Linked DNA regions of Homo sapiens: region 2 is linked to region 1. A link is a loop called in an ENCODE intact Hi-C map of the cell type or tissue named here. Cell type or tissue: heart right ventricle. All regions are shown on one strand. Each heading gives the region's core, and the rest is flanking DNA. Links, peaks and the distances in the headings are about the cores only.

The links. Hi-C counts contacts between places; a loop is a spot of excess contacts. Peaks named below come from ENCODE experiments on the same cell type or tissue, not always from the same donor. Only the 100,000 strongest peaks of a DNase experiment are listed, where the experiment ranks them.
Region 2: a loop joins it to region 1, with 10 times the contacts of the local background. A loop is called at or near these places in 6 of 110 quality-filtered maps.

Annotation. Positions count from the first base shown.
Region 1 is chr12:93,118,289-93,134,896 of GRCh38, reverse strand. The region is part of intron 3 of LOC643339 (a long non-coding RNA gene); the gene reads left to right. It also overlaps the pseudogene NACAP8. Among named protein-coding and RNA genes, the nearest start is that of LINC02412, 48 kb to the left of the region's middle. In heart right ventricle, for the core only: a CTCF peak has its summit at 7,068; DNase peaks (open chromatin) are centred at 6,389, 6,916 and 7,435; H3K27ac peaks cover 4,171 bases.
Region 2 is chr12:93,051,310-93,067,917 of GRCh38, reverse strand. All of the region lies in intron 3 of LOC643339 (a long non-coding RNA gene), which reads left to right. Among named protein-coding and RNA genes, the nearest start is that of LINC02413, 69 kb to the right of the region's middle. RefSeq lists an enhancer at 7,410-7,459. In heart right ventricle, for the core only: a CTCF peak has its summit at 7,116; DNase peaks (open chromatin) are centred at 5,897 and 6,817; H3K4me3 peaks cover 638 bases; H3K27ac peaks cover 3,674 bases.

The DNA.
Region 1 (16,608 bases), core at 3,829-11,828:
AGTTTCATGAATAAATGTGCTACTTGCTTGCCTGAGGTATTAAACTTTAAAATAAAATGCTATCTTCACTCTGTTTCTGGCACGAACAAATACTTTACTTTTGGCAGTTCTCATCAAAAGTTAAGTGTCACCATTTGGCAATGTCTATCAGAATGAAAACTCACATATCCTCTGATTCTGTAATTCCACTTTAAGGAATTGATTCTGTAGTCCTAGTCATACATATGTGCAAAAGTATGTTTGTGGAAGTAAAAAACTGAAAACCACCATTATGTCTATTCAGAAGAGGCTGGGTAAATTATGGGACACTCATATTATGAAATATAGTGCAGCTGTACAGATTTGCAGCAAACTTCACAATATCTGTTAAGTTTCACTGAAGAATGTTAGAGTATATGTAAGGAAGGGGAGGGGAATACACACACACAATACACACACACACACACACACACACACACGCGCACACACACACACACACACACACACTAGGGCAGGGGGCCCCAATCCCCAGGCAGCAGACTGGTACTGGTCCATGGCCTATTAAGAACCAGGCCGTACAGCAGAAGGTAATAGGTAAGCGAATGAGCTCTGCCTCCTGTCAGATTAGCGGGCATTAGATTCTTATGGGAGTGTGAACCCTGTTGGGAACTGCCCATGTGAGGGGTCCAGGTTGTGCACTCCTTATGAGAATCTAATTAATGCCTGATGATCTGAGGTGGAACAGTTTCATCCCAAAACTGCCCTCCACCCATGCTGGTCCGTGGAAAAATGGTGTTCCACGAAACTGGTCCCTGGTGACAAAAACGTTGGTGACTGCTGCATTAGGGGACTTCAAAAAGTTTATGGAAAAAATTAAAAGATAAAAATAAAAATATAAAATTATTTCTCAACATAAGCTCCATCAAGTTCAAGACACTTTTGTAAGCAGTGATGGCCATTTAGTGCATCCCTAAAGAACTGAGGGTCCTGGGAATTTAACCATATCAATGTAATCTTTTTTACCTTATTAACTGAAGAAAAATGGGTATTCTTTAAATATTTCTTAAGATTAGAAAACAAAAAGTCAGAAGGAGTCAAATCAGGATTGTACGTTGGATGTCTAAGGATTTCCCACTGAAACTCACAAAATCGTCCTCGTTTGATGAGACGAATGAACAGGAGTATTGTCACGGTGGAGAAGGACTCTCCGGTGAAGCTTTCCTTGGATTTTTTCTGCTAAAGTTTTGGCTTTCTCAAAACACCCTCATAAGAAGCAGATGTTATCATTCTTTGGCCTTCCAGAAAGTCAACAGCAAAATGCTTTGAGAATCTTCAAAAATTGTTACCATGACCTTTGCTCTTGACCAGTCTGCTTTTTCTTTGACTGAACCCTTTCCACCTCCTGGTAGCCATTGCTCTGATTGGGCTTCATCTTCAGGATCATACTGGTAATGCCGTGTTTCATCTCCTATTACAATCCTTAAATGAAATGCTTCAGGATCTCGATCCCACTTCTTTAAAAATTCCATTGAAAGCTCTGCTCTTGTCTGCAGCTGATCTGAGTGCAGTGGTTTTGTTACCTATCCAGTGAAAAGTTTGTTCAACTTTAATTTGTCATTCAGAATTGTGTAAGCTGAACCAATTGAGATGTCTATGGTGTTGGCTATAATTAGACTTATGCTTATTATGTTTATAATTAGGTTTATGTTCCTAACTGTCAGTCCTCTTTAATTGGGGCACAAACAATATTATTATTATTATTATTTTGAGACAGGGTCTTGTTCTGTTGCCCAGGTTGGAGAGCAGTAGCACAATAGTGGTTCTCTGCAGGCTGACCTCTGAGGCTCAGGTGATCCTCCCACCTCAGCCTCCCAAGTAACTGGGACTACGGGCCTGTGCCACCACACTCGGCTAATTTTTAAATTTTTTGTAGAGATGGGGGTCTCACTATGTTGCCCAGGTTGGTTTCAAACTCCTGGGCTCAAGTGATCCTCGCACCTTGGCCTCCCAAAGTGTTGGGATTATACGCATGAGCCAACAATACTAACTTTTTCCTCCAAAATGTATGCGAATGGTCTGCTGCTGTGGGCTTCATCTTAAACATCGTCTCATCTCTTCTTAAAAGGAATTAGCCATGTGTAAACTGTTGATTTCTTTGGGGCAGTGTCCCCACACACTTTTTGTACAGTTTCAATGATTTCACTGTTCTTCCATGCAAACTTCACCCTAGATTTGAAGTTTGTTCTTGCTTCAATTTTAGCAGAATTCATGTTGCTCTGACAGAGGCGCTTTTCAAACTGAAGTCTTATCCTTCTTACTGCCTCAACTAGATTCTGTTCAGACATGTTATAACAGGTTAGTATGAGTTTATTTTGGTGCAAGAAAAATGAAAATCCATGCATAGTTTTTTCATAATATGCATTTTCCATAAACTTTTTAAAGACCTCTTTTGTGTGTATGCACTTATATATACACAGAGTATTTCTAGGAGGATACCCCAGAAATTTAACACTGGATGTTTCTATGAAAAAGATTGGGAGACTGGGTTCCAGAGGTCGATGGAAGTTTACTTTCCACTCCATATTGTTTTGCCCTGTTTGAAATTTTTATCAGCCAGGTGCATAAATCATTTTTCAAAAAGAATTTTAATGGAAATGTCATTCTTCCCAATTAATTAGGGTTTTGCTGGTGATGGTATCAGTGCCCAATGAAATCGACTGAAATATATGGTTTGAAAAAAAATGGGTGCCCTTTAAAGATGGACTAAGATTCATGGGCTGAAAGTGGTTTAAAACATTTTGAAAGAAGGCATCTTTCAGCTATGCGTATATTTGGGAAAAGTATTTCGGTAACTAATGAATAATAGAGAACATTGATTTGGGCTGCTATTTTTATGCTAACAATTTGGAGTCCCAGAGAACTGTGTAGAAAGCCCAGCGCTTCTCCCCAGCAAGTGGTGGCTAAAGCCCTTTTATGTTGAAGGGTCACCCTGACTTAAAGCCTAAGAAATCATTAATTGAAAGCTTTCAGCTTCTCTTGTATATTCCAACTTCATAGCTCTAAAAAAGTCACCAGTGCCACTTCTCTCTTTGCCTGTGGATGGCAGAAGAATGCATGGAAGGATAAACACTCGCTGATTTATTTACATTAAATAATACCCTGCTCATTCCCAGGAGCCAGCAAGGTTGGTGGCCTTTAGAAATCACTGACATGGACCGGGTGCGGTGGCTCACACCTGTAATCCCAGCACTTTGGGAGGCCCAGGCGGGTGGATCACGAGGTCAGGAGTTCGAGACCAGCCTGGTCAACATGGTGAAACCCTGTCTCTACTGAAACTACAAAAATTAGCTGGGCATGGTGGCAATGCTTGTAATCCCAGCTACTGAGGAGGCTGAGGCAGGAGAGTTGCTTGAACTCAGGAGGCATAGGTTGCAGTGAGCCAAGATTGTGCCATTGCGCTCCATCCTGGGTGACAGAGCAAGACTCCGTCCCAAAAATAAATAAATAAATTAATTAATTAAATAAAAATCAGTCACATGACAACAACCTAGCAACTTCCTTCTAAAGTTGGACTCATGTGCAGAAAAATGAAAGTACAGAAGAGTGGCCAACACACATTCTTTTTTGAGACCTGCGGCTGAATCAACATTTGGTGTTTTGGGGGAAAGTAAATGACAGCACCCCTTTCATTTAACGTTTTTATTAGCCAGTGTTATCTCTTGTAATGTGGAGTTTATTGTTAATTAACCCATCGTTTATCTATGGCTTCTTTCTTCTCAAACAGACTGTAAGCTCCTTCAGTGCTGGAGCAGTGTCATTCATCCATTTGTTCATTTACGGATCAAATATTTAATGCATAACTACCACATGCATGATGCTTTGCTAAGCCCTTGGGGAGGCAAAGATGAAGACATATTCCTTGCTTTCAAGGTATTCAGTCTTTTAGTCTCTTCTAGTCTCATGGTCTAATAGATAGCCTTATTCAGATTTGTGTCTCCCAAGGTTATGGACAGAGAGGGCTCAAGCAGATGCTTAGTAAATGCTGGTTGGTTGTGAAATTCTCAGACCGTGAACCCACAATGGGGTCATGATACTGTGGGTGTGTATTCAATTTTTGCTGATGAATTTTAGGAAATCACCAGACAGTTTTTCAAGATCTCTTTAATAATAGCTTTTAGAAGTATACTTTCTTTTTTTCTTAGATTAGAAGTTTCTGCACCTGGCAATGGAACCTCTTTTAGGGCTGAAATTGAAGACAACAATTATTCTGACCCAAGAGCTTGGGCTATAAACTCCTTGGGAAGTCGGCCCACTTTTCACACAGACAAATGGCAACTCATGAACAAAGAGGCACAGGAAGAGGGAAAGGGGTCAGGGAAGGTAACATTTCCTGAGTGCCCACACAAGGCCTGGAACGCCACATGCTTCAGTTCATTTACAGACAGCCACTTGAGGAACACAGTGACACTGAGGTGGAGAGAAAGAAATGAGCATTTTGGCAGTGGATGGGGTCTGGGGGTGAGTAGGCGATGGATATATTTGTATGTATGTATGGTGTGCTTTTAATTTAACATTAAATACAGATTTATCAAGCACTCTTCTATTTGCTACGTGCCCAAAGAGGTTTAAGCCACAGTCTGAGCTCTCAAGGAGGCAAATGGTATAAAGAAACATACCCTAAGTTAAATAGCCACCTGAACATGGTATAACATTATAGATTTTACAGTTGCCTGGATCCAGAGGGAACATTTGATCCAGAGTTTCCAGAAATGTTGTCCTCATCTCATTGATAGGATGCAAGATGATTTGGGCATTATACAAACATTTAAAACTTTCATTAGGCATTTATTTTAACATGCATTAGAAAAATCGACAGTGTATCATGCCCTCTGTGGTGGCACACAACTGTAGTCCCAACTACTCGGGAGAATTGCTTGAGCCCAGGCAGGGATTCAAGGCCAGCCTGGACAACATAGCAAGACGCTATCACAATAAATAAATAAATAAAGGAAAAACAAAAATCTGTAGCATATCGGACTCTTGCATACGTGGATATTACTGCTTCCTGTGAGGCTACATATGAAAGTGAATTGATTTAAGGATTATCTAAAGGAAAACATCAAGTTAGTAGCTGAGTATAGGAAAGTGGACTGGAATATGGCAAAGATTCTCTAAGTGTTATTTGAATGACCTGAGTTTGGGAAATTCAGATCAAGTCCAATCTCCAGGATGCAGAGAGAGTAAGTGAGTTGTCCAAGGTCACGAAGCAAGTGGAGATCACAGACCAGAACGCAGCCTCCGCCCCCACATCTTTATTCAATCATTTCTTCCTACTTTGCAGATGTGGAAACTGCAGGCCAAATAACAAATTCTGTCTTTCGCATGCAGTAACTGCCATGAGAATCTGACTGCAAAGTAGAAAGCCTAGAGTTGCCTTCACGAAAAATCAAAGTTAATATTTATATAGAGAGTGCTTACTGTGCATCCCGGTGTTATAAAAATGTCATACATATTAATTTATGTTAATCCCTAAGCCACTCTGTGAGATGTGCTTAGGTATTTCTACCATCCCTCTTTTTGCATGAAGAAATTAAGGAACAAATAACAATAGCTTTCTTAGATTATAACCTTCAGAGCTGGGATTTGAATCCCCAGGTAGTCCAGCTCCAGAATTTGCCTCCTTAACCATTACACATACAGCTCACCAATAATAAATGGAGAGGTGAAAGGGGCAACTTGTCTACCTGGTGAAATTGTAGATTCTGCTCAGACAATGTATTCCTCCCCTGTTCCTTCCTGCTTCACATTTTTCAATTAATGCCTTGTTCATTCCATGGAAGACATTGTTTCTTCATGCCACCATTTTTGAAATAATTAATTAGCATTAATTAATTAATGTTTTAGAGATGGGGGGGTCTCTCTGTTACCCAGGCTGGTCTCGAACTCCTGGGCTCAAGTGATCCTCCTGCTTCAGCCTCCCAAGTAGCTGGGATTACAGGCACCACCTGCAGCGCCCAGCTCACATCATCACTTTTTAATCTGCAGAAACTCAGATTCCACAGAGAGAAATCTGTGACTACCAAGAACAATTCTTTTATAAAAATAAAATTTGTTGGATTTCTATGATAAAAACTGTAAAGAAATAGTCCCATCCCTAAGGTTGAAGAAAGGACAAGAGTCATAGGAAGTGAATGCAGGGAGGGATAATTTTGGGAAATGGTGGGGCCGAGAGTGACACTGGAGAGGAGGCCTGTGTTAGGACTGGTCCAGCGCACCACAGGGGGCCACCAGGTGTTGAGAAAGCCCTGCCTGGTGCCCAGCACTTGGCACAGCACCTGGCATAGAGCAGGTGCTCGAAAGCTTTGTTGAATGGATGGAAGTCTGGATGGAAACAGAAGCCAGGCACGGAGGCGGGCGCCAGCACAGTGACTGGAGGTGAGAAGGCATCAAACACTTGACCTACTGTGTAACTTTGCTCAGGTAAGCCCAAGAGGCAAGCACAGTGCCAAATCTCCCATCAGCAGACAAAGGAGCTGTGAGTAAACCATTCACTGTGCTGCTGCTCTGGCTAGAAAGTTTTGCTTTGGGGAAATCCTTTTCATGTTTGTTACCTATTGGTAGCAGCCCCCGTTCAATCCTCCGACCTACTCTTCCTTAGATGAACCGCCCTCACTCTCCTTCCCTATAGGGTGCCTCAGGGCGGGCCAAGCCCATCTGGGGAGCATCGCCAGCCTCCTGTGTACTGGTGCCAGAGAAAGATCAACCCGTGGCACTTTTCTGTATCTCACCAGCAGGTGCTGACAGCTGAGCCATTCCACGCACCTTCGGAGCAAAGAACTGCCGGAAACCAGGGCCAAGTTCAGAGCCTGAAATTTTTTTCAAAGGCTACAAGGAGAAACCTGGGGGGCCTGATCACACATTACATAAGCCGTATGTGAGCAGAGGATGCCACTGATGCTAGGAACCCAGTGCCTGTCGGAATTGCGCAAGGTTTACGCAGAAGCACTTAAGTGTTGCAACATGACCCCACATCTTTACCAAAAATGTGAAACATTCACGCAGCACACACTTTAAAAACACTAAAGCTTGTCTCCGCCAGGTGGCTAAGGCTGCTTGATGGGGCTGACAGGAGAGGAGCTTTGCAGGGGGGCCTGACTTACTGTAGCTCTTGGCCCAGGGAGCTGAACACGCAGTACTTTGTACCCCAATAGCCCTGGGCAGCCCAAGCCTCTGATAAAATGTACTTTTCTGTGTGTTTGTTTTTCCTGGCAGTCTCATTTTGGGTTATAAATGGCTCCTTATTTCCATCCCATAGATCCATTCTTGCCTCTGTTGCGTTCTCTTTCGGCTTTCCAAAATAACCGAAAGGTTGGTAAAATCAACGCTGGTGAACGGCTTGTTCTGACCTTGAGCAGAAGCCGAATTTCCACATTGCTCATGCCATCTACAGTTGCTCCCGTGTCCGAGAGGTTGGCTGGAAAGGCCTCCTGAAAGCAGGGGATATAATTATACTTACACTAAAGCACTTGTTGCCATTAAATGCCAGGAAGTGGCATGGACCTTCCCTTGCTCCTGCCCTGCAACCTTTTTGGAGGACTATTGGGCAATCATCAGAGGTTATAGAGTTGGAACAGCATTCCCCCCAGATAGGTCATTTTCCCTGCAGGACAGCTTGGAGGCAAATTTTATTAAGTATCAAGTAGCTGACCCAAAGCAGTATAAATAGCGAGAGAACATATGACAAACCCAGAAATGAATGTGTTTAAACCCCAGGCTGAAGATATATGATGTGTTTACTGTTATCAGCACCTGCATGAAGATATTTTTGCCCAGTAGCCATCCAGGAAAAGATGAAACATATAAGTGACGTTATTAAGGCTTAATCTTAGAAAAATAATTTTGACCCTACTTTTGGAAGTCAGTGGACCACAGAGTTAATTTGGGGAAGGGACCTGAGGATAGGTTGGATGTGATTGGCTGTCATAGGAAGTACAGACAGACACTTATAAAACATCCCAAGTTCAGCCAGTTAAGAGCCAGGGGGAAAAACATGGAACTGTAGTTTACATTGGGTAGGAACTGTAAGCAGTCACTATCAGGCAAAAGGGACTTCCAAGTTGGAATTTTTCGAGAGAGACATGGAGAACATTTTAATTCAGGCCTGTTTTCCTCCATTGTTCCCTACCTTTATTCTAGGACATACCACAGAGTACAAACCATGCTTTAGTGACATTGATCAGGCCACAGATGACTGAGTTATGAGAGGCCATGAGCTTTCCAACATCAGTTTCCTAAACCAGCTGCTTCTCATCAGTCTGGTCCCCACTGGCCAGAGCTATTGACATCCTGGAAGATAATCCTATATTCCTACAAAGGTAGGAGAAGGTTCTGGGGAGAAATAGTGTAAGTTTTTATTTTTAATTTTTGATTATTATGGGTACATAATACATGTATGTATTCATGGCAGGGGTACATGTGATGTTCTGATATAGGCATGTGGTGTATAATGATCACATCATGCTAATTGGGGTGTCCATCACCTCAAGCACTTATTATGTCTTTTTGTTAGGAACATTCCAGTTCTACTCTTTTAGTTTCATTTTTGTTTGTTTTTGAGAGGCAGGGTCTCGCTCTGTTGCCCAGGCTGGAGGGCAGTGGCAAGATCACTGCTCACCGCAGCCTTGACTTCCTGGGCTCAAGTGATTCTCTGGCCTCAGCCTCCCATGCAGTTCTATTAATAGAACTAAGACAAAAAGGGTCATAGGCTTTCAGAGGCCACAGTGACCACAAGAGGCTGATGCACCACCATGCCTGGCTAATTTTTGAGTCTTTCCAAGAGAAGAGGTCTCCCTATGGTGCCCAAACTGGTCTCGAACTCCTGGGCTCAAGTGATCCTCCTACCTCGGCCTTCCGAAGTGCTGGGATTACAAGCGTGAGCCACATATACAGTCTAGCAATTTTAAAATATACAGTAAATTATTGCTGACTGTTGTTGCCCTGTTGTGCTGTCAAATACTAGATCTTATTTAACTATATTTTTGCACTCATTAACCATTCCCATTTTTCCCCTTGCTCCCTGCTACGCTTCCCAGCCTCTGGTAACCATCATTCTACTCTCTATCTCCATGAGTTCAGTTGTTATAATTTTTGGCTTCCCCATATGAGTGAGGACATTTGAAATTGGTCTTTCTACGAGGAATGGCATGAGTTTGACATAGAATGCAATTTGTTGAAGCACTCAGAGTTAGCAAATTTCCAACGCATCCCTGGCCCTGCCTACAGCCTGCAGCTTCCCGTATGCCTTGTAAAGGGAGACTTCTGCTTCTACCAGCTCTAAGTTCTAAAAGTGTTTTTAAGAGTGGCAATATTGTGTGTTTAACCCTTTGAAGAAGACAGTAGCCACCTGAATACATCAGTTCTTACATGTTAATTAAAAATCAGTAATCTTTACTTTGTATCTATTAATAGAACTAAGACAAAAAGGGCCATAGGCTTTCAGAGGTCACAGTGACCACAAGAGGCTGATGCAGTCAAGAAATTCTTCACAGAGGGCATGGGGCATGGATGTAGCTCTGTCACTTTTTCCCAGAACCACCCTCACTCCTGCAAAGACTGTTGGCTCCTTACCCAGTATTCACTCTCCATGTCTTCCTTGGTAGAATAAGCAGCGTGGGAAAGTGCCTGGCTAAAAGGCTACATTTTCCATCTTCCTTCACAGTAGGGGTGACTAATGAAATCCCAGGAGATGTTGGGTGGTCAGGGTTGCCAGATCAAATAAGGAACACTTAGTTAAATTAGAATTTCAGTCAATAATGAACATTTTATTGTTGTTGTCGTTGTTGTTGAGATAGAGTCTCATTGTGTCACCCAGACTGGAGTGCACTGGTGCCATCTTGGCTCACTGCAAGCTCCGCCTCCTGGGTTCAAGCAATTCTCCTGCCTTGACCTCCTGAGTAGCAGGGATTACAGGTGTGCACCACCACACCTGGCTAATTTTTGTATTTTTAGTAGAGACAGGGTTTTGCCATTGTTGGCCAGGCTGGTCTCAAACTCCTGGCCTCAAATGATCCACCCACATTGGCCTCCCAAAGTGCTGGGATTACAGGCATGAGCCACCTTGCCTGGCCTACCCCTTTTGTCCTTTTTCCCATTTTCTTTTCTGGGATATGGATGTGATGCCTAGGGCTCCAGCCTCCTTCTTGGGTCATGAGGTTAAGGATGGCAGATACAAAAGACAGAGGACTGCATACCTTCAGACTTTCTTATGTGTGATAGTAACCATTGATTTTCTTTAGCTGCTTGAGGTATCTCTGTGATTTGCATCCAATTGCTCTTCCTAACTGGTATAGCCATAATAAAGGGTGCATTGTGGTGGCAGCAGCTGAAATTGATGAAGAACCAGTCAGTAAAGCACAACAGAGTTGGAGTGAAAAGAAGGCACAGAAGGCTATGTCCAAACTGGGTCTTTGACAGGTTATAGGGGTTACTAGAGTCACTATCTGGAAATCTAAGAATATCCTCTTTGTCATCGCGAAACCAGATGTCTACAAGAGCCCTGCTTCGGATACCTATATCGTTTTGGCAGAAGCCAAGATTGAAGATTTATCTCAGCAAGCACAAGTAGCAACTGCTGCGAAATTCAAAGTTCAGGGTGAAGCTGTCTTAAATGTTCAAGAAAACACACAGACTCCAACTGTACAAAAGGAGAGTGAAGAGGATGAGGTTGATGAAACAGGTGTAGAAGTTAAGGACATAGAATTGGTCATGTCACAAGGGAATGTGTCCAGAGCAAAGGCAGTTGGAGCCTGGAAGAACAAAGTAATAATATTGTAAATGCTATTATGGAATTAACAGTGTAACCATCTGAAAGCAACTTTTATTGGTGTCTCAAATGAGTGACTGCAGCTTGGTTTGAAATTTGTACTGCTTCTATCATAAATAAAGTTATGGCTTCTTGTTGGATGAAAAAAAGAAAAGAGTGCATTGTTATTTTTGATATTTTGGTTCAGTCTGTATACCATGTGTCATTTTGCCTTTGCCTCTTATGTGTAATAAACCATTCTACTTTTTTTTTTATTTATTTTTTTTTGAGATGGAGTCTTGCTCTGTTGCCCAGGCTGGAGTGCAGTGGTGTGATCTTGGCTCACTGCAACCTCCACCTCCCAGCTTCAAGCAATTCTGCCTCAGCCTCCCGAGTAGCTGGGATTACAGGTGTGTACCACCATGCCTGGCTAATTTTTTTGTATTTTTGGTGGAGACAGGGTTTCACCATGTTAGCCTGGCTGGTCTCGAATTCCTGACCTCAAGTGATCCGCCCGCCTCGGCCTCCCAAAGTGCTGGGATTACAGGCATGAGCCACTGCACCCAGCCCTAATTTTTGTATTTTTAATAGAGGTGGGGTTTCACCATGTTGGCCAGGCTGGTCTCAAACTCCTGACCTCAAATAAGGCCGCCCGCCTCGGCCTCCCAAAGTGCCTGGATTGCAGGCATGAACCACCATGCCCGGCCTTTATTTTCACTTACTATATTTTTCTAAGGACTCTGAGAAAAGTGGATAGTGTTCCCTACATTCATTGAAATGGTAGCTCTTAACATGAACTTCTACATGGTGTTATTACCTGACTACTTTGCAAATTGCATTTAGGTATTTTGAGTAATTGCTTCAGATAATTAATAATAATAATACTTATTAAGCAGAATAGTTCCTATCTCTGCACAGAGATTTGTTCTGAAAACTCAAGTCCCGTGAAACGGTACTCTGAAACCCCAGAATCATATTTCAAAACAGTTTTGACAACTGTCTTATATGTTGTAAAGATTAGCTAAGGAGAGTCATGTGCACAGGAAAAGCTAATTTGCAAAGCACATCAATAATTCAGGAATGATGTAAAACCTAACTCCTTTAGCCTTGTTAGCAAGTCGACTGCTTTGAGTGTCCACTGTGAGGCATTCTGGGAAACGAAAGGGGTCACAGAATTGGCCTCCTTGCAAATGAGCTCAAGCTAACTGGACTAGCAGGTCTAGGAAAGAGAAGTTACCTGGGCTAGGAACTGTATGAATACCGGCCCTCCCTTTCTACAGTGGAATCTTTTGAAGGTTAAGCAACAGTAAATAATCAACTAAGAATTTCTCAGAGTTGCTGCATTTACCTTCCTCTGCTTTTTTTTTTTTCTTTGCCCATGAAGATGAAGCAACTTTGGAATGAGAGCAATATTTCCTTTTAGGACTCCCTGCTTCAGACACGCAGAGAACAAGCTCAGGCCTGGCCTGGCTGGCAGAGACTGCCTGCGGGAGAGAGCTGGGCTTCAGGTATGGGTGAGGGATGGTGAGTTAGAATTTAACAGAAGGGGAGGAGAAGAAAACTCATTTGATTTTGTAAGTTTCCACACAGGCCTTTCAGCAACATCTATCAGCAAAAGAGAGGCAACAGAATCTTGCACCTTGAAAGTCACTGGGGGCAAAGAGGGTCCAGGAGTCAGCTCCTGGAATATCAGCTATAGTACAAAAAGGAAATAAGTAATGCAAAGGAAAAAGCAATACACATATGTAGAGAGACTGATCTAGAAGATCTGGCCTTGGTATCTGGGGATTGGTAATGATGTCATGGTGGTTAGCTCAGACGAGATGATGGATGATGAGTCCACTTGTATGCATCTGTATTACAAACGCAAATAAAACTTGGAATGATGTGAGTTGGCAGAAAAAACAAAGTCAATCTGTTCATTAGTGTTCTCTCCACAATGTGAAGGGGGAAAAGAGCTATTTTTTTGTGTCCAGGGAATATTGAGTTATATATAATATTCATTCAGCAAACATTTATTGAGTAATGACTGTTTGCCAGGCACTATGCTAGATGCTGAGAATGCAAGAATTGTACAAAGCCCCTCCATTGCCCACTCTCGATAAGAGGACAGCCAGAGCCAGTCACCTTTTTTGTACTATGTTTCTCTTAAGGTAAGGACAATCACGGCTCAGAACAAAAGTGCTTATCACATGTTGGTAGGCAAGTTTGCAATAATTCTTTTTCTTTGTAATGGTTTTATTACAAGCCCTGTAGTAAAACTTGGAAGATCTTTTTATGTTAGAAATCTCTCCTCTGCTACTGAATACTAAAGACTTTAGTCAAGTCTTTTAATTTCTCTGGGACTAAGTTTAAACATTTATAAAATCAGGTAATGGAAAGTAAAACTAGACTGATTTAATGAATCCTGGCTTAGGACAAGCAATAAGAGGAGGTTGAGGGCAGACAGCCACTTACTAGACACTTACAAACAGTAGGACTTCAGACTCCTTAGCTCTCAAAGTCTCTTAAAGTCTTGGTTTCTTCATTTGAGAAATGGGGATAATGCAATTCTTGTTGGGAGGGTGAAATAGATTAAGATAATGAACTTGGTTCAATCCAGGGCACAATAAGAATCCCCCTGTGAATGTCGCTGTTTTTATCCTACCCTGAAACTATTTGAATCTTTTCAAATCAATTCTTTGTTTGTATGAATGGATACTGCGTGTATATACGCCTCTCTTACATCACTGACCTCTCAGGAAGCAGTTAATTGGGAAATTGCAACATACTGGGGGCATAAACATGGAATGGGTTCACTTCTTGGTCCCTAAAATCAGCACTTTTTTTTTTTTTTGTGAGATGGAGTCTGGCTCTGTCGCTCAGGCTGGAGTGCACTGGCGTGATCTTGGTTCACTGCAACCTCCACCTCCCGGGTTCAAGCGATTCTCCTGCCTCAGCCTCCCGAGTAGTTGGGACTACAGGCACCCACTACCACGCCTGGCTAAATTTTGTATTTTTAGTAGAGATGGGGTTTCGCCATGTTGGTCAGGCTGATCTCAAACTCCTGACCTCAAGATATCCACCCTCCTTGGCCTCCCAGAGTGCTGGGATTACAGACGTGAGCCGCCGTGCCTGGCCCCTAATCAGCACTTTCAATGGTGCTATGTCTAATCCCTTTTTCTGTCCAACAACATCTAGGGCAGATTGTAGAAATTTGCCGTTTTAAAAAAGTAGGTCTGCATAGTTTAAATCTCATTCTGGTTCACAGCTTCTCTCTTCCACTCCACCCTTTCTTACGCTCTTTCAGTGTGTCAAGTAGGGAGGAGGGGAAGAAGAAGGGATCAGTGTCTCTCAGCTGCCTGCTCACATCTGCAGTCCTTTCACGATGTTGATGCTGTGCCACAGCCTTACTCTGTTGGCTTGTGGGTGCTCCCATGTAGCAGGTACCCAAAGGCTGGCGGCATGCTGTGGGTCTTTGGAAGGCCCCGGGGGGCTTCCTGGCTCTACACTTCCGTAACCTGGAAGATTCGGCTCTCTGGATGGGCTTCCTTTACCCCCTCAGCTCCTGCCATAGCTGCTACCCTCACAACCTGTTTTAATATGGCTCTGTCTCTTTAGTATCTACTGACTTGTCTCTAGGCTTGTGTGTAGTTTTCTTGGCATTTTGAGATGTGTTACAAGAAGGCATATATCTCAAAAGTGATACGTGCTTTTCTTTCGAGCAGTAATTGTCACTATCTTAGAATCATTGTACAAGTTTGCCCTTAGATACTTATAATGTAAGCAAATCATTCCCATGATATTTCCTTCCTTTTCCATTTCTGGGCCACCCTCACACTGGTCATCATTCACATACTTTTCTGGGTTCCCTCACTTGGCATGAAGCCTTGTCCACAGTGGGCCCCTGCTGGAGTGCATTTTTTGTCTTCTCAACTGCATCATGAATGCCTCCAGACAAGGACTGGGCCATCTACCGCTCTACTTCCATACAGGATAGCACCCATTGCACCCCATCACTGTCTGTAGGTCACAGGATCCATTCCACAAACCCAACAAAGACTGTGAGTGCCTCCCTGCCTGTGCAAGGCACTGGTGGTGGCACTCAAGAAATTGCCACTCCCCTAGATGTGGTGGGCAGAGAGAACTGAGGGGAGATGGTGACACCTTCCGCTCTTGCACTAAGGGATCCCGTCTTCCATGATTCCTCTTTCCCCAGTCTGATGTTAGGAGGGAAAGAGGATAAGAACAGAAGCTAGTACAGTAAAAGTCAAGACCTGAGAGGATAGCATCCTAGCATTTATTTGACAAGGGTTTCCTTCTTACTCTGAGGTGTTCAAGCAGCGCCGCCAACTCTGGCTGTGTGGTGACTTCTATGGCATGCACTTTTTTGTTTTACTTCACTGTTGAATTTCTTACCCCACTGTTGGTTGATTATCTCAGTTGGTTATCTGCCGCTAATAAGACCAAGGCTTTCCTTCCCATTTCCATAGAGATCAAGCCAAAGTCCTCCCTTCGTGTCAATGTCCCGCCTCCTGAGTTGGCTCTGATGACTGGCCGGCCCCACCACCTCTGCCTCACTCCTGGCCACGATTAGTTTTTCTGATATAAATATCCAATCTTTTATTTTCTCTGTTGACATATTTTTAAAAGTATGCAAGAGATTAAAAATGTGATGTTCCCTTTTTATCAGATTCTTAAAGAATCTGTCATTCATACTATGAAACTTTTAGTTTCATAAAAGTTTCAGGGCATAGTGGCTCACACCTGTAATCCTAGCACTTTGGGAGGCTGAGATGGAAGGATAGCTTGAGCTGTAGTTTAAAACCAATATAGTCAACATAGTGTGACTCCTGTCTCTACAAAAGATAAAAATTAGCTGGGCATGGTATCTGTATTTCCAGCTACTTGGGAGGCTGCAGAGGAGCTCATGGCTTGAGCTCAGGTGTTTGAGGCTGCAGTGAGTTATAATTGCAACACTGCACTCCAGCCTGGTTGATAGGGTGAGACTCTGCATCTACAAAAAAAAATTTTTTTTTTAATTAGCTGGGTGTGGTGGTGGGTACATGTAGTCCCACCTATGCAGGAGGCTGAGATGGGAGGATCACTTGAGTCCAGGAATTTGAGGTTGCAGTGAGCGATCATTGCACCAATGAACTCCAACCAAGGTGACAGACTCTGTCTCAACTAAAAACAAAAGAAAAGAAAAACAAGGATGGTTTAGTATACGTAAACACTTTGTTTTGAATATATATATTCAATAAGGGCATTTTCATTTAAAACTTATTAAAGAGTTCCTACTCTGATAGAAATAAGAACCCATTTGTTCATCCCATTGTGGATGTATGTTAAATGCATTTTAGAACAATAATGTGTCCTTTCATTTTAGGGAGTATTTAGTACATCCATACAATTTTTAACTTAAAAAGAATTACAAGCCTGGTGCAGTGGCTCACGCCTGTGATACCAACATTTTGGGAGACTGACACAAGAGGGTTGCTTAAGCCCAGGAGTTTGAGACCCTGTCTCTACAAAAAATAACCACGTGGTGCATTCCTGTAGTCCCAGCAACTCAGGAGGCTGAAGCAGGAGGATTACTTGAGCACAGAAGTGTAAGGCTGCAGGGAGCTATGATGGTGCCACTGCACTCCTGCCTGGGTAACAGAGCAAGACCTTATCTCTTGAAAAAAATAAATTGGCAATTACAGCATAGCTTACATAAAGCACACAAATTTTAAGTGTTTAGCTTAATGAATTTTTACATATGCATCCATCTATATGCTAGTAAGTATGCATATTTAAAGTATGTTTTCTTTGAACATACAACCGTCTGTTTATTATGTCTGTTT
Region 2 (16,608 bases), core at 3,939-11,938, 67 kb after region 1:
TTTCCAGAGAGTTCTGATAGCCAGTGGACAAAAGGTCATGCTGAAGTTCCAGTGATGGCATTACACCGAATCATACAGGATGGTCAGCATTCGACTATTTTGTATTTGAAATATGGCAGTTTCATAAGGTTCTGCCTAATATAACCACAGGTGGTAGTTTAGGTAGTTTAAATTCTTTTTTTTTTCCCCCAAGATGGAGTCTCACTCTGTCACTCATGCTGGAGTGCAGTGGTGCGATCTCGGCTCACTGCAGCCAAGGTTCCAGGTTCCAGTGATTCTCCTGCCTCAGCCACCTGAGTAGCTGGGATTACAGGCACACGCCACCATGCATGGCTAATTTTTTGTTATGAGTAGAGATGGGGTTTCACCATGTTGGTCAGGCTGGTCTCGAACCCCTGACCTCAGGTGATCTGCCCACCTCAGCCTCCCAAAGTGCAGGGATTACAGGCATGAGCCCGTGTAGCTGGTAGTTTAAATCCTTGATCCCAATTCTTCACTCCCTGTAGTAGCATATATCAGAACCCTCGTCACAGTGCCAACACAGGAGCAGTATACTTCTCTGCTCCTTGACTTTGGGTTCTGCCATGGATGTGCCTTGAGCAATGGAATATTAACAGATGGGATGAAAAAGGAGGCTTGCAATGTGCTTGTGCAGTTGGACTTTGCTCGTGCCTCTGTATCACTAGGAGCATATAGGTTCCTAGGTCATCCCTGCAATTTCATGCCTGGCCCAGAATGATGGAAGTTTTATCTCACTTGTAAAAGGAGACCCAAGAGACCCAAGACAGGAATATTCCTTTTCCACCTCTCAAGATTGTCATCTGAATGTTGGCTGGAACTGAGGCAGCCATTTGAGACCATTACAAGAGCCTGCCTTGAGAAGAAGACTAGCCGTTGCACAGAGGGTGGCAGAGTGGCAAGATGAGAGAAACCTGTGTCCTGGTCATGCCACAGAGCTACTGACATTGCCAACCTAAAACCACTCTGTCATCCCATTTGGATTTTCTTTTCCTTTTTTTTTTTTTTTTTTTGAGACAGGGTCTTCCTCTGTTGCCCAGGCTGAAGTACAATGGTGCAGTCATGCCTCACTGCCGTCTTGACTTCCTGGGGCTCAAGCCATCATCCCATCTCAGCATCCAGAGTAGCTGGGATTACAGGAATGCACCATCATACCTGGCTAATTGTTGTATTTTTTGTGGAGACGAGGTTTTGCTCTATTGCCCAGACTGATCTTGAACTCCTGGGCTCAAGCGATCTTCTTACCTTGGCTTCCCAAAGTGCTGGGATTACAGGTGTGCACCACCACGCCCAGCCTGGATTTTCTATTAACAGCTATTTGTAGCATCCCAATGGATCGCTCAGGAATCATACACATCATGACTTTCAATTGTTAGAGATGTTTAAAGGTGTAAAAAGTCATACATGAAAAATTTAAAAATTAAATAATTATCTCCACCTTACAGATGGAGTAAGATTTGTTCAGATGATGCTAGAAAATGCCCTTCGAAGGCTGGATCAAGTTTGACTTCTTTTGACCTGAACAGATTATTTTGGTTTACCATCAAACTGTTTTGTGTTATTTCCATTCTTTTGAAGTGCTATTTCCTTGAATGAAGGAAAATGTCTACAGGTATAGATATTGTGTATTACATATTTTCTTGGTCAGGGGTTTACAAATAAAGCTAATTCATTATTAATGTCCAGGCACAGCTCTCACTCTTCTGTTAGTCACTGTAGGAAAAACGCAACACTGCATAGTTGAAGGAATAGCATTTTTGGAGTTCATTAGTCCTGAGGTCAAGCCTTGGCTATCTGGGCAATCATGTGCAAATCACTTAATGCTCTTAAGCCTCAGTCTCCTCATCTGTGAAACAGGGATAATGATACGAACTTCAAATTTGAGGAGTGAAGTATAAAGTGTCTGACACATAATAGGGCTCTGTAAATGATCATTGCCTTCCTCTTCCCCAGCTCCAAGACAAAACGCATCTTTGGTTTTAAAGATTACTAGGCTAAAAAATCATGAGTGATTGGGCTTGGAAAAACCCATGTCATACTGCTAAAGTCAGGAACAATCATTTTAGAAAATTAGAAATAAGACAGGGCTGTCTTCCTGGAATGTACCATGTGTTCTCAGAAAGAAAGCCAAGATATTAATGGAAGGCAGTATTAAAGATACCCTCACCTCATTCCCTCAACTCATGTATTTATTTTTATTATAAAATATATGGCAAGCAAGATATCTTTGAATAGGGCAAGTTATTTTTATTTTTATTTTTTTATTTTCATATTTTTTTCTTTTGAGATGGAGTCTTGCTTTGTCACCTAGGCTGGAGTGCAGTGGTGCGATCTCGGCTCACTGCAACCTCTGCCTCCTGGGTTCAAGTGATTTTCCAGCCTCAGCCTCCCGAGTAGCTGGGACTACAGGCAATTGCAACCATGTGCAGCTAATTTTTGTATTTTCAGTAGAGACGGGGTTTCACCATGTTGGCCAGGCTGGTCTCAAACTACTGACCTCAAGTGATCTGCCCACCTCAGCCTCCCAAAGTGCTAAGATTACAGGAGTGAGGCACCACGCCCCGCCTAGTTATTTTTAGGTTCTTCTTCCATTCAAACTCAGGAGCTATATTTCCTTTTCTCCTTACTAAATGCCATGTTCTCCATGATGTCTCTCTCCCTGTTAGGATAAGATTGTTTTCGGTTTTCTGGAATTTGGTAATGTCAGTTCTCCCAGGCAGGGCGTGTGGGTGTGTGCATGTGTGTGTATGTGTGTGTATCTTTTTCTAATGGTGGCAGTTCAAGGCTTTCTGAAGGAATCCAAGCTGCATGAACCAAATCAAAATTTCCTATCCCCTGTGAAATTCTTGACATTGACTCCTGTTGGTTTCTTTGTACCTTGTCTTCCTCCCCCAACAGTGCCTGAACATCAGGGATCTCCCTGGGGCTGCGTGAGCTGATGCTCTGGTCAACAGTTTAGGCAGCTCATGATGCTGGGTGCGTAGTTCACTTGGAATGAGGACTCTGGATGAAGAATAGATTTGAGATAGATTCATCAACTCATAGCTTTTTTATTTTATTTATTTATTTGTTTGTTTGTTTGTTTGTTTGTTTGTTTTGAGACAGTCTCGTTCTGTTGCCCAGGCTGGAGTGCAGTGATGTGATCACAGCTCACTGCAGGCTCAAACTCCTAGGCTCAAGTAATTCTCACACCTCAGCCTCCCACATCCCTGGGATTACAAGCATGAGCCACCGTGCCCAGCAGACTTTTTACAGAGGGCACAACTACATAGATCACTCATCATGCATTCACCGTGTGTCAATGACCATTCTAGGCAATGGGGATACAGCAGTGGGTAAAATCCTAACTTCAGGAACTTACATTCTAGGGAAGAGAGACATATGATAAATAAAGAAAATAAATAAGAGTTACTGTATATGGGCTCTGGAAAACAAATTAAGCAGGAAAGAAGGCCATTTTATTCAGATTAGTTGGGAAAGCCTCCCCACAGTAATGTTTGAGAAAAAACTTGAGGGGGTGAGATCTAGGGACAGGGACTCTAGGCAGAAGAAACAGTAAGCACAAAAGCTTTGATGCCTAGAGGCTGGTGAGGCTGAAGCCGAGTGGGCAAGGGGTATCACTAGATGGAATCAGGGAGGGAATGTGGTCCAGATGGGTGGACTTGGGCTTTTACTCTGAGTAGAATGAGAAGCTGTTGGCGGATTTTGACCAGTGGAATGACATGATATGACATGTTAAAAAACATCCCCCTGGCCACTGTGGTGGGAATAGATTGCAAAGGAGCAAGAGTAGAAGCAAGGAGAACATTGCAATCATCCAAGTGAGACACAAGGATGGTCTGGACCAGGGTGGAGCCAGTAGGGGTAGGGAAAAGTACAGCCATTCCAGATTACATTTTGAAGGTAGAACCAACAGATTTTCTTACTGAAGCAGGCATGGGGTATGCGAGCAGTACAGGGTGAAGCATGACTCCAACACTTTTGGCTTGAGCCACTGGAAGGATGGAGCTGAGATCCACTGAATGAAGGACTGTGGCTGGAACAGGATATGGGGGAAAGAGCAGAAGCTCAATTTGGGATGAGTTTGAGATGCCTTTAGACACCCAAGTGGGGATATTGGGTGGGCAGCTGCTTGTATGGATCTGGAGTACAAAGGTCCTGAATATAAAGCACTCAGCCCAGGGCTCAAAGCAGAGCGATGCTCAATGAGTTGCAGCTCCCTTCTGTTTCCATATCCCTGACTCCCAAATTTTGTTCATGGAAACTCACAGAAGAGAAGACTCCCAAGTCAGTATTGATCTATATTATTATGTCTCTTCTCCTTACCTATAGCAGCCTGGAGCTGCTTTATAGAAATAAATGACTTGATCCAAGGACCAAGTTGGTTTCCTTAACCTCAGCTTTGTAAAGAATATGACATAGGCTGGGTGTAATGGCTCACACTGGTAATCCCAGCACTTTGGGAGGCCAACGCGGGTGGATCACCTGAGGTCAGGAGTTCGAGACCAGCATGGTCAACACAGTGAAAGCCAGTCTCTACTACAGAAATTTAAAAAACAAATTAGCTGGGCATGGTGGTGCACACCTGTAATCCCAGCTACTTTGGGAGGCTGAGGCAGAAGAATTGCTTGAAGCTGGGAGCTGGAGGTTGCAGTGAGCTGAGATGATGCCACTGCACTCCAGCCTAGGCAAGAGAGTGAACTCTGTCTCAAAAAAAAAAAAAATGCATAATTATGGACACAATTCCCCTTTCTTCTTTCCAAAGGAGTAGCCAGGAAAAAAATTCAGTGCTTTTACTCAGTGCTCTTCATATGTTTTTTTCTCTTGCCCTTAAAACATGTACCTTGTGCCAGGGGAATGGTTTCCTCTCTGGATCCCTCAAAACAGCTCCAATTAATACTTTTCTTATTTACTCCAATTAATATTTTTGGTTTTTTCTCTCTTGCCCTGGAATAATCTTCCTCTTTGTCCTTACCTTTCTTCAATTCTCCTATCTCCCTTCTAATTCTCCCTAAACCTTGGATCTAGTCATCCCACTGGACACCCCATTTTCACAACTTTCTGGTATATTGAGTCCTGGTTTCCTTGGACAAGTTGATGAGAGATCGTTTTTGAAATTCTTCTGCAATTAGCTCCTGAAGGAATTGGGGCTGGAGGAGCCTCAGATGGTCCAATGACTTCTGGACATTTGGGTGATCAAGGGGGTTTTAAGAGACTTTCTTGTGTTTCGGTTTCCAGGGATAGTATGCACCCCTACCCTGTAGGTCCTTTTAGCTTGCAGAAGGTAGCCATGAACCAAGAGGTGCCCATCATTCCACCCGGAGCAAGCATCTTGCCTGCGTTTACTTTGGGGTAAAAAGTTTTATCAGGGGGTCAGCTCCTGGAGTTTCAGGCTCTGAAGCTAGTCCTTGAAGATTGGGGAAAATATACCTAGTGAAGGAGAGGAGGAGGTGAGGGAACAGCTTCTGGAAGCAGCAAAACCTTCTTAGCTTTTGACTCCTCCTCCTGTCTATGCAACAGGGAGAGGGGCTGTGCACGGTTCAGGCCCCTTGGCTGGTCTCCCCATTTTCACGTTTGGTGCTGTCTCAGCAAAGTTTTTGTTTTCTAGGATCGGCTGTAAACAGGAGGCACACCATGTTTCCTGTATGGCTTGTTGGCTTTTATATGACAGGTGTGTCTCGTGGCAGGAACAACAGCTCAAGTGTGGCCGAGTCTCATCAAGAGGGCTTCTCTGCTCAGTTGTCCCTTCTGTTTCAGCTGATTCTTGGCTCTGTGCTTGCGAGCATCTGGGAAACTGGGCATGGAAGTAATCCCACCCTTTGTTCGATAACTAGCAGACACACAGGCGAGACAAGCCAGGAGCACAGCCAATTCCCTTAAGGAGTGTGGGCTGAGACCATGCCAATGGGAGGACAGGAGGCAGGGGCCCTGAGCACTGCCACCAGTGCACCAAGCCAAGCTGGCATGCTCAGCCTCTGGCACGGGCTTCAGGTCTCTGACCCCCCTCTTATTCCATCCTTCCTGAGGATTCATTAAGAGTGCTTAGGGGAACACAGAAGGCTTTTTATAGGCATCCTGGTTCAGCCTTGGTAGGGTTACTGAAAACAAAAAAAATATTTCTGGATTGGAAAGATCTTCAGAAATGTTCTTGCCAAAAAATGTTTTATTTAGTTCTTTATCACAGGTCATATTTCTGCAGGGAGGATTTTCCTAACACCTTCAGAGCTCAGAGCAGTGCCATATGCATGAGGTATCTGTGTGTCAAAGAGATGGGAGGAGCACAGCAGGGGTGTGAGAAGGTTGGCTTGAGCTTTAAAATTTTGAAACTTAGGGAGGTTTTTGGAATCACCAAGCCAATAGCACCAATCACCCAAGCCCCAAAAGTGCTGAGGTCCTGTAGGGATCCTCAGCCACACTCATTGTTTCCATGGAAACAATAGAACTTTCTGATATAAAATAGAAGGCAACCTATAGACATCACACTTACAAAAATAGAGATCTGGTTTTCATCTCTGCTTCTTGGGCTAGGGCCAGCTTTTCCTGTTGTCTCTTTTATGGAATTTGAAATAAGGAGCCGAAGAAAAACTCCTAAGTGGGGAAAAAAGACTTCATTCCCTGAGTCCGAAGAAGGAGTCAGTGAACCCATTTCAAATTAGCAAGTTTTGACTAGCAGCTTCCCTGCACGACATTGGAGACCCCACACTGAGCTTGCTTTTAAGTGAGCCCCTGAGTTCTTCTTGTTTTCCAGTGTCGGAACTTCTAAATTACAGGGGCAACAGCCCAGGAACGGAAAAACTGCTCTCATCTGCTTTCTGGCCTGTCTCCAGACTAGAGCAGCTGTGAATATCTTGAGGTTTCCACTGTGGCCTGTCAGAGACTGCTGGTTTGAATAATCCTGATGAGATTTGGAGAAAGAGCACAGGCACATGAACATTTATAAGCAGAGTAGAATCTTTATCCCTTTCAGGTTCATTGGAATGTCACTGTCACTACTGATAAATCAACAGTGTCATCTTTTCCATTACCTCAGCACCTCACATAGAGAGCAGGATGTAATGGACGGACCCTTACTGCAGGGGTCAGAATCCCAGGTTCTGATCCTGATTCTGCCTCCGTGAACTGTGTGACCTTGGATAAGTCGCTTACCTTCTCTGGGCTTTACTTCAGTCACCTGTAAAGGGGAAGGGGGGAGATACTAGATGATCTTTTTGTTTTCATTTTTCTTTATTATAAAAACATATAAAATTTACCATCTTAACCATTTTTAAGTGTACATTTCAGTAGTACTAAGTATATTCACATCATTATGAAACAGATTTCCAGAACGTTTTCATTTTGCAAATCTGAAACTCTATAGCCATGAAACAACTCTCCTTCTTCTCTTTTTTGAGGCCTCTGGTAACCACCATTATACTTTCTGTTTCTATGCCCCTCCTATGACCTCATATAAGGGACACCATACAGTATCTTTCTGCTTGCAACTGACTTATTTCACTTCGCATAAAATCCTCAATGTTTATTCATATTGTAGCAGGTGTCAGGATCTCCTTCCTTTTTAAGGTTGAATGCTATTCCATTGTACAGATATACCACATTTTGTTGATCCATTCATCCACTGATGGACATTTGGGTTGTTTCCACCTCTTGGCTATTGTGAGTAGTGCTATAACCTTGAGTATTCAAATATCTGCTCAAGACCCTGCTCTCGATTCTTTTGCATATGTACCCAGAAGTGGGATTGCTGGATCACATTCTAGTTCTATTTTTAATTTTTTGAGGAACTGCCATACTGTTTTCACAGTGCTGCACCACTTTACCTTCTCACTAAGAGCAAACAAGGGTTACAATTTCTCCACGTTCTTACCAACGCTTGTTATTTTCTGCTTTTTTTGATAGTAGCCATCCTAATGGGCATGAGGTGATATATCCTTGTGGTTTTGATTTGATTTCTGTTTCTCTGATGATATTAACTGTTCATCTTTAACATTTATAGCTCTAGATTCTTTCTGTCTTCAACCAACTTTTTAAGCACTCTTTTCTTTCTGTACAGGAACAGATAATAGTTAATTACTGAGAAACTGAATCTATCACTGACTCTGATAGGGTTTGTTTTTTGGGTTTTTTTTTTCTTTTGCATGCTGGGCTTTTGCTGTGTGTAAGTGATGGGAAATGAGGATGTATTCTTCAGGACTTGATATAATTGAATGTCTGTCACTTGAAGGAAAGTGCGGAGTGGAATCTTTTTCCTTCCAAAACTAATGCTTCTTCACAACTGACTATGTGTTGATCATTTTTCTAAGTGCATTACATATATTAACATATTTAATCTTCATAGCAACAACAATCTTATGAGGTAAGTATTAGTATTATCCTTATTTCACAATCATGAAACTGAGGCACAGAGAGGGCAAGTAACTTGCCTAAGGTCACACAGCTAGTCAGTTAAGGCCAGAGGTCTCCCTGCCTCCTGTCTCTCTCAATCTCAGCCATTGCCTTGGATAAAAACCTCTTTAATCTTTATCCCGTTACAAAGGGATGCTTTTTGTCTCCTTGCCCTTTCTCCTTTCCTTCCACATCATTCAACTGTGCCCTTTGGAACTCTATTCATATATCTTTAACATTTTTCCTAAATGTTTCCTCTGTCTTCTGCTATCAGCTGAACCTTAGTCTCCCCTAAGGTTCCTGCTTCCCTTTTATCCTTCTCAAGTGGCGAGGGCTCATGCTCACCTGCCCTCTGCCCCTCTGGGCTGGGAGTTAGGAATTAATATCTCTCTTGCTCTCCAAAGCTATTGCCAGGTCACTATTCCTTCTCTCTTATGTAAATTTCCATTGGCTTTGTGGTTCACAGTTTGTCCTATGTTATCCCTATCATGTGTCAATCTGCCTTTCAGTCTCCAATATTCACATGAGATTTGGGGCTGGTCATGGTGCCTCATGCCTGTAATCCCAGCACTTTGGGAGGCCGAGGTGGGTGGATCACTGGAGGTCAGGAGTTTGAGACCAGCCTGGCCAACATGATGAAACCCAGACTCTACTAAAAATACAAAAATTAGCCGGGCGTCGTGGTGTGCACCTGTAGTCCCAGCTACTTGGGAGGCTGAGGTATGAGAATCTCTTGAACCTGGGAAGCAGAGGTTGCAGTGAGCCGAGATTGCACCATTGCACTCCAGCCTGGGTGACAAGAGTGAAACTCTGTCTCAAAAAAAAAAAAAAAAAAAAAGATTTTGGCAGCAGGCTCACGACCTTTCTCTCCCCCATGTTCTGCCAACTGCCAGCTGGGTAACTCCAGTGTCCAGGAAGACAGTCCTCCTGATGCACTAACTCTTCCGATCTTTAGTTTCGGCCTCAATGTTTTCACGTAGCCTATACTTTGCCATGCGGGATTTCAACAGCCCTAACTTGCTGCGTCATCACTCAGGATTCCCTCATCCCCAAGTCTCAAACTCCTAGGTCCTCCCAGCTCACTCATTCCCTTATCCCCACTACCCCATCAGTTAGCTCGTGAAGGTGTCCAGATCCTAGACTCTTCCTTATCCACACAGTCTACATTCCCTCCTGGCTTATCCCCCATCCTCATGGTCATCTGGACTGTTTTCTCATTCACATCCTTAGCAGTATTTATGCCCATATCCACCTTTTCTTCCTCCTATTTTGGAGAATGAAGCATCTCTCCTTCCTTCAAAATCAATATTTCAACCTGTGCACTCCATGCCTGCTCTCGCTTCTCAAGGTTCTTCCTTCCCTGCCAATCATTCCCTCTCTGCCCTATGTATTCACCTTCCTCCATGTCTCTGTGGACAGGCTCAATTCCTTCCCTCTGTCTCCCTCTAAAAGCTGAATAGGCTCAACTCTCTCCAGCCTCCCTCCTGCCCTTGACCCTGCATCCCTCCCTCAGCTGCTGTGCAACCTTGCTCCTTCTCCAGATTTCTGGAAAGAGAGTCTCTACTTATTCATCTCCTTTTCACCCTTTGGTTCACTGAAATTTAGCTTCTGTTCACAAAGTATTTAGGTTCTTGTGAGGCTGGGTTAGAAGTTTGAGGGTGGTGAGTGAATGTATGATACCTGCCACTGACTCAGTGGAGGTGAAGGCTGAGTGGTCTTCTAGGAATTCAGGGCCAGGGGATGAGTGAGCTTGAGGAGCATGGCAATGTCTGCAACGTGCATGAGTGGGAAAGGATTGAGTGCCACTTTGTGCATCTCAACTGAAGTTCAACTTGCACACAAATTGGAACATAGAAGAAGTGAAGGCATTTTACCCTCCTTTGCCCCTGCTCTTTGGGGCTCAGTTTTCTTCTTTGTACAGCATGGGGTGGGACCAAATGGTCATCAGATCCCTTCCAGCTCTCCCTGTCTTCATATAACAGAATTTCTCCTAGCAATGTCTTGAGTTTGTAGCTGCCTAGGAGACAAGCCTTTCAAAAATTGCTTACAAAAAGGCCTGTGTTCTTTCCACAGTGTGTTTTAAACAAATATCAACAACAAAAAAAAGTTTTTAGAAGACATTGAAATTCATTTCATAATAGTCTGTTACCTCATTGAGCCTCTTGTTGAGTAAGTGAAACCAATGTGTGTGTGGTGTTGATGGTGTTATGAGAATTAAAGCCATGATGCAGTCTCCATCCAAGATAGTATATGTGCATTTCAAAGGGATTTTCAGACACAACGTGAAGAAAGGACTATGATTTGATGAAATTTTGGGTCAAAGAAAGGCTGATCGTTTTTAGACAGATGGGGGCTTTTGTGGATGGAGCTGGACAAAAAGAATATGAAAGGAATGAAGAATTCAATCAGGCGGTAAAGAGATTAGTTGAATCCAGCCTAGGCTAGGGGTTGCTGAATTCCATCTGCCCAAATTAAGCTGCTCTAAAAGGGCCAGTATGTTTGCTATTGCAAAAGAATCCAACACGTTCTGACCCTAAAAAGTTATCTTTATGATAGCAATATAAAATCTGTAACATTTTAATCTTGGGATTTGTAAGGTGAATGTTTATAAAGATAAGTTTGTAAATAGAACTGGAATAGTTAAGATAATTCAATTTATATTTTTAAGTTTATTTGATCAGAGTTGCAACAAGAGATCTTTAAATGCTAGGGAGGTTTTTGCTTGTTATGGTTATAACTTCATCCTGTCAAGCATTTGAAGCACGTAAAAATGAATCTGAACATGTTACACTTACAAATGCAGTTTAAAATTAAGACTATTTAATTGATTAAATTTGTACCTGAGATTGATTCTTTAAGCAGTTTAGTCTGTCGACTGGAGTTTCTAGAAACTTGTCAGAGAAATTTTGAAGGTGATCTTCTTGTTTTACTGGCTTTGTAGATAGAGTCATAGTTTGAATTGAAAGTAATGAAAACCATGTTTTAAAATTTGTAAACTTGGTAACATGAATATGAATTTAAAAGTGAATTAATTGAAAAGGCTTTCCATGGAAAAGGCCCATAATATGGGATACAGGAAGAGGATGAGCAAAAAGAGGAAGAATGAAAATGTCCAGAGCATAGGAGGAAGCCAAAGTTTCTGGTGCTGCAGGAAAGTGGGTACCCCAAGAATGTATTGGCATGTACTGAGGACTATGACCTGAAATATTTTCCCTTACATATTTATAACATGAATATTTTTGAGAGTGCCCAAGTTTTTATCTTTATCTTTGCATGTCCTTATTTTAGAGGTAACAGATCAGGATTAAACTAGAACAAGGTAACACTCAATATTGAATGACACATTAGCTAGATGGGGAATATTGATTGGTTTCTCAGCAGTTGAAGAGCAATGTTATATCACTGCCAAATGATTATCTTATTTTGACTCTTCCAGAAACTGGGGAAGAGGTAAAGAAGAAACAAGCAAAAGTTCTTAAATAACCAGCAGATAAAACCAAACCTATGTTCATTTCTGGCTCTCTCAATTGGCTTGAGCCAAATGGTGAAGTAGCAGAAGCAATTGTCTTGGAGATGTCTCGGGTTTCCCATTCTCTCTCCCCCACTTAAAGTTATGCCTTTGTTTTCTGTATACATCAGATTCCACTCTCAGGGAAGATCTGACTTTGGTCTACACTTTGATGCAAATTTAATTTCGTGGGGTAATTTTTCTCTACGTCTTGTGTTCAGTTCTGGACTGAAAGTAATGGTACAAGGCTATCCCTATGCACCTTCACTGAGAATGCCAATAGCGGAGGCAAGGTACAGATAGGAAACTGCATAATATATACCCTGCAGAGAGATTTTTGTAAGAGAAAGGGCTGCTAGTAATACTTGCTCTGGGACTGTCCCAGCAGAGGGGATAGATGGTAGCCCTATGTATGGGCCAGCAGTTCTTAAACCAGGCTAGTCATCGTAATCATTGGAAGAGATGTTTTAAACAAATTCTATGGCTGACATTTCCCATTCAAATTCTGATTCAGTTGCTCTGGGGTACAGTTCACGGTCACCCCCACTGGAAGAACAACCTTTGGAATCCCAGCGATTAGTTACCTGGCAAGGATTACTTAAAGAAGCAGGTGTATAGTGTACCCTGCACTCCATTTACTTCTTTTTATCATAACGACAGCACAGTCAGGATGTAAGGGCACAGATTTCCTCCATTTTACTTAAACGGAAGGCAAAGTCCCAAGTATTACATATTCTAATGATAGGCTCTAAACTTTATCTTGTCCTCTCTCTATCTCTTTCTCCCTCCTTATCCATCTATCCCTCGTATCTTTTTCTTGTCCCCTTCATGTTTTTCTAGAACACTCTCATAGGCTGCTTCTGGCTCCTTTTACTGGCCATTCATCCATATTGTTTTTATATTCTTCAGAACAAGTAAAACTGAACACATTTCTGTTAGTTTTGAGAATAAGGTACTAACAATCTATCTTCTCTGCCTGGATGAAGTGACAGGGGTTTTACAGATATATAATACTACTTCATTTCATCCTCGGTGCAAACCTGGAGGCAGGAGCTTGACTCAGAAAAGTTAACTCTACTCCCCAAAAGGTTCTTGCTTGGAACGGACTCATTTTAGTTTTCATCATCACGAGCACCAACTGATTGAGTGCCTAGCGCAGGCAGGGCACTGAGGCCAGCTTATGCTGTCCTGAGCTTGCTAATTAGATCACACTGCTTTTTCCTTGGTACACCCTATCTTGTGGTATTGATTAAAGAAAGCACATTAAAAATAAACCTTGAAAACTTTAGATCTTTGTCTTGCTCTTCAAAAAAATTGTATTCTCTCCAATCCCACAAATGCTACAACTTAAAAAATACAGAAAAGCACACAAAGAAGCTAAAGACCACCAATAATTCTACTAACCAGAGAAAATTACTGTTAACTTTTTCATGTATATCCAACCCTCTTTTTACTAAATACATGTGCACACACATTTGTAGCATCCTTATACTTCATATGCACAAATTTGACCATTGCAAGTTTATGTATCATTTTCTATTTTTCCACACTGTTTATAGTATGTATAATGGTTGAATGGACAGGATTCCATTATTTAACTGACCATTATTTATTTATATTACCAATCTTTGTTGATTCCTTGAATTGTTTCAATTCCCACTTTTAAAAACAAGTCTGTGTTATCTAGCCCAGTTGACCTTCAAATATCAAGGCTATAGGCAAATAGCTGTAAACATACAAGAGTGAGAATACACATAATCATGATTCCATCCTGAGAAATCTACTAGACAATAAATGTATCCCACCAGGAAATGATGAGATATCAGCAAAGCACTGATGGTGAGTGCTGATTATATTTAATTGTAGCTCTAAGACTTAAACAAAGATGGGAACAGAGGTGAAAGAAAAATATGTATATATTATACATTCTGATACATTAGAGATAATACAACTGAAAACATTGAAGAAGAGAAAGGGAAAGGAGGAAGTAAAATAAGACTATTGATTGATATGTAGGTAGTATGTGGCAGACAGAAGATATCATTTAAAGGTACAAACCAATTGTAGAAGTCTATGTAAGAAAAAGGGATTATGACCCTTAAAAAATTAAATATTAGTAAAAAGGTAACCACTGTGTTAAAAATATAAATCTTTTTAAATAGCAAAATATATATAACAGTAATAAAAAAGAAGAAATATTTGATTATATTTGCAAGCATAAACATATCAAAAATAATCTATGAATTCATAAAACTAGACACCAAAGAGGCTTGGGGACAATAATAGAATATAAAGGATAGGAATAGGGTTGTTATTTTTTAGAGTTTTCCTTCTTGTAGTTTTGACTTTTGAACCATGTAAAAATTATACATGTTCAAAAAATAAAATTAAATCAAAAGAATGAAAAGGGCAACACTGAAATTGAATATAAAGAGAAACAAATGAACTTAACTATATATCCAACTCTACAGCAAGTATTCCTACATAGAAAGCAGAATTAATTCAAAATTTTTTTTTTTTTTGAGACAGAGTCTCTCTTTGTTGCCCAGGCCGGAGTGCAGTGGTTCAATCTTAGATAACTGCAACCTCTGCCTCCCAGGTTCAAGCCATCTTCCCACCTCAGCCTCCTGAGTAGCTGGGGTTACAGGCATGCATCACCATGCCCAGCTAATTTTTGTATTTTTAGTAGAGATGGGGTTTTGGTGTGTTGGCCAGACTGGTTTTGGATTCCTGGGCTCAAGTGATCTGCCTGCCTTGGCCTCCCAAAGTGCTGAGATTACAGGCATGAGACACCATCCCCAGCCTCAAATAAATTTTTAATACACCTTAATAAAATATATTTTATGAAGAGAAGGAACTTTAAAGAAATATTTAATTTTACTTGTTTTTTGTGGTGGTACAATACTATTGCTAAGTAATACTAAGAATATTTTGTGCATTTTAAAGCATATAGCAAACAATAAAACACTTAATTTTTTTGGAAATGAGGGTTCTTACTGTGGGAGAAGATAAAATATAAAAAGGGAGAATGGAGGAAGATTTCTCTATGATATAGGATTTGAATAAGAGGTATCAGTATGAACTCACGTTTCTTGAAAGATATATTTCTTAGCTCTGTGCACTGACAGGGTCTAGAAACAATGAGCATATCTAGAAGCATATCTAGCAGCCAAATCTTGGTTTCTAAACAGCACTTTTCATTGAAAAGAACCAGGGAAGTTTGGAGAAACTGCTGATTCTAGGTGTGAGACTGGGAAAGTGTAAGGTGAGCCTAGAATCACGTGTGCCAGAAAATAAGGAAATGCTCAAAGACCAATGGGACTGGGTCAAAATGATGCAGTAACCAGGTTATGGTTGCTCGCATTGGACAAATTTGAGTCAATATGAGCATCTAAAAAATAATGATGGCAATGGAGGAAAAGAGAAAGCTCTTCTTTACAAAAGAATGCCAACTAATAAATGTAGAAAGAAGATGGAAGTAGAAAATTACTGGACATGATACCACTGTAGCACATGTACCTTTGAAGGATTCTGGATTTTAAAAGTATATATATATATATATATATATATATATATATATATATATATATACACACACACATACATATATGATCATTTTGGTGACAATTGGCAATTAAAAAATCTTTATTAGATAATATTGAATCAATGCTAAATTTATTGAGTGTGGAACTATGGTTATGAGGAGAATGTCATCGTTATTAGAAGACACAAGCTGAAATATTTAAAGCTTGCCATAATGTCTGTAAACTAATTTGAATGAAACAGCAAAAAATAAGTATAAATAACGAGAGTGATAAAGCAAATGTAGCAAAATGTTAGCAACTGGTGAATCTAGGTGAAGGTTATAGGTGTTTACTATTTGATAACTGACATTTTCTTAAAAAATAAAAAGCTGGGGTTCAAAAGCTTCATTACAGAAGGAAGAGCTAATGTAACAATATGGTATTAAAAAATTACAACATCAACACTTTAAAATCTCTAACGAGATAATGGATCTAGGCAATGAACATCAATAACTGCTAAAACCATTAGGCGAAAAATTGATGAAAAAGTATATAATGGAGGGATTAGGCTGAGAGCACTTGAATCTGCTAATTGATGTACACACCACTAAAAATGGGATGAACAGCCTGATGTGCCTATTGATGTGATGTAATACGAAGTACACAGAGCCATCTACAAAGTATTCTTACCCAAAAAAGAAAGAAAGAGAACCTGGATTCAATTGAGCCTCAGGCTCTAATTGCCAGTTTACAGGGGGAAAAAAAATGATTAAATGATACAAGAGGGAGACAATTGACCAAATCCAGAATATGAGAAATTCTACAGGACAAAATGACCTTAATTTTTCAACAAATAAATGGCATAATAAAAAGTGGAGACAATGTCATAGGTTACAGAGACTTAAGAGAACTATCAACTAAATCCAACCTGTGAAAATTTTTGGATCCAGATTTAAACAAATTGTAAAAAGACATTTTTGACATTCTGCAATTGCACATGAATGTGTATTGGAGGATATTCAGAAATTATTGCTAACTTGGATGGTGAAAGAAAGATACCAGGTAATAATAAGATCCAAAAAAATTCTTATTTTAAAAATATTACAACTAAAATATTTAAAAGACTAATGCCAGATGGCTGGAATTGCATTTAAAACATTCCAGCAAAAATAGCAA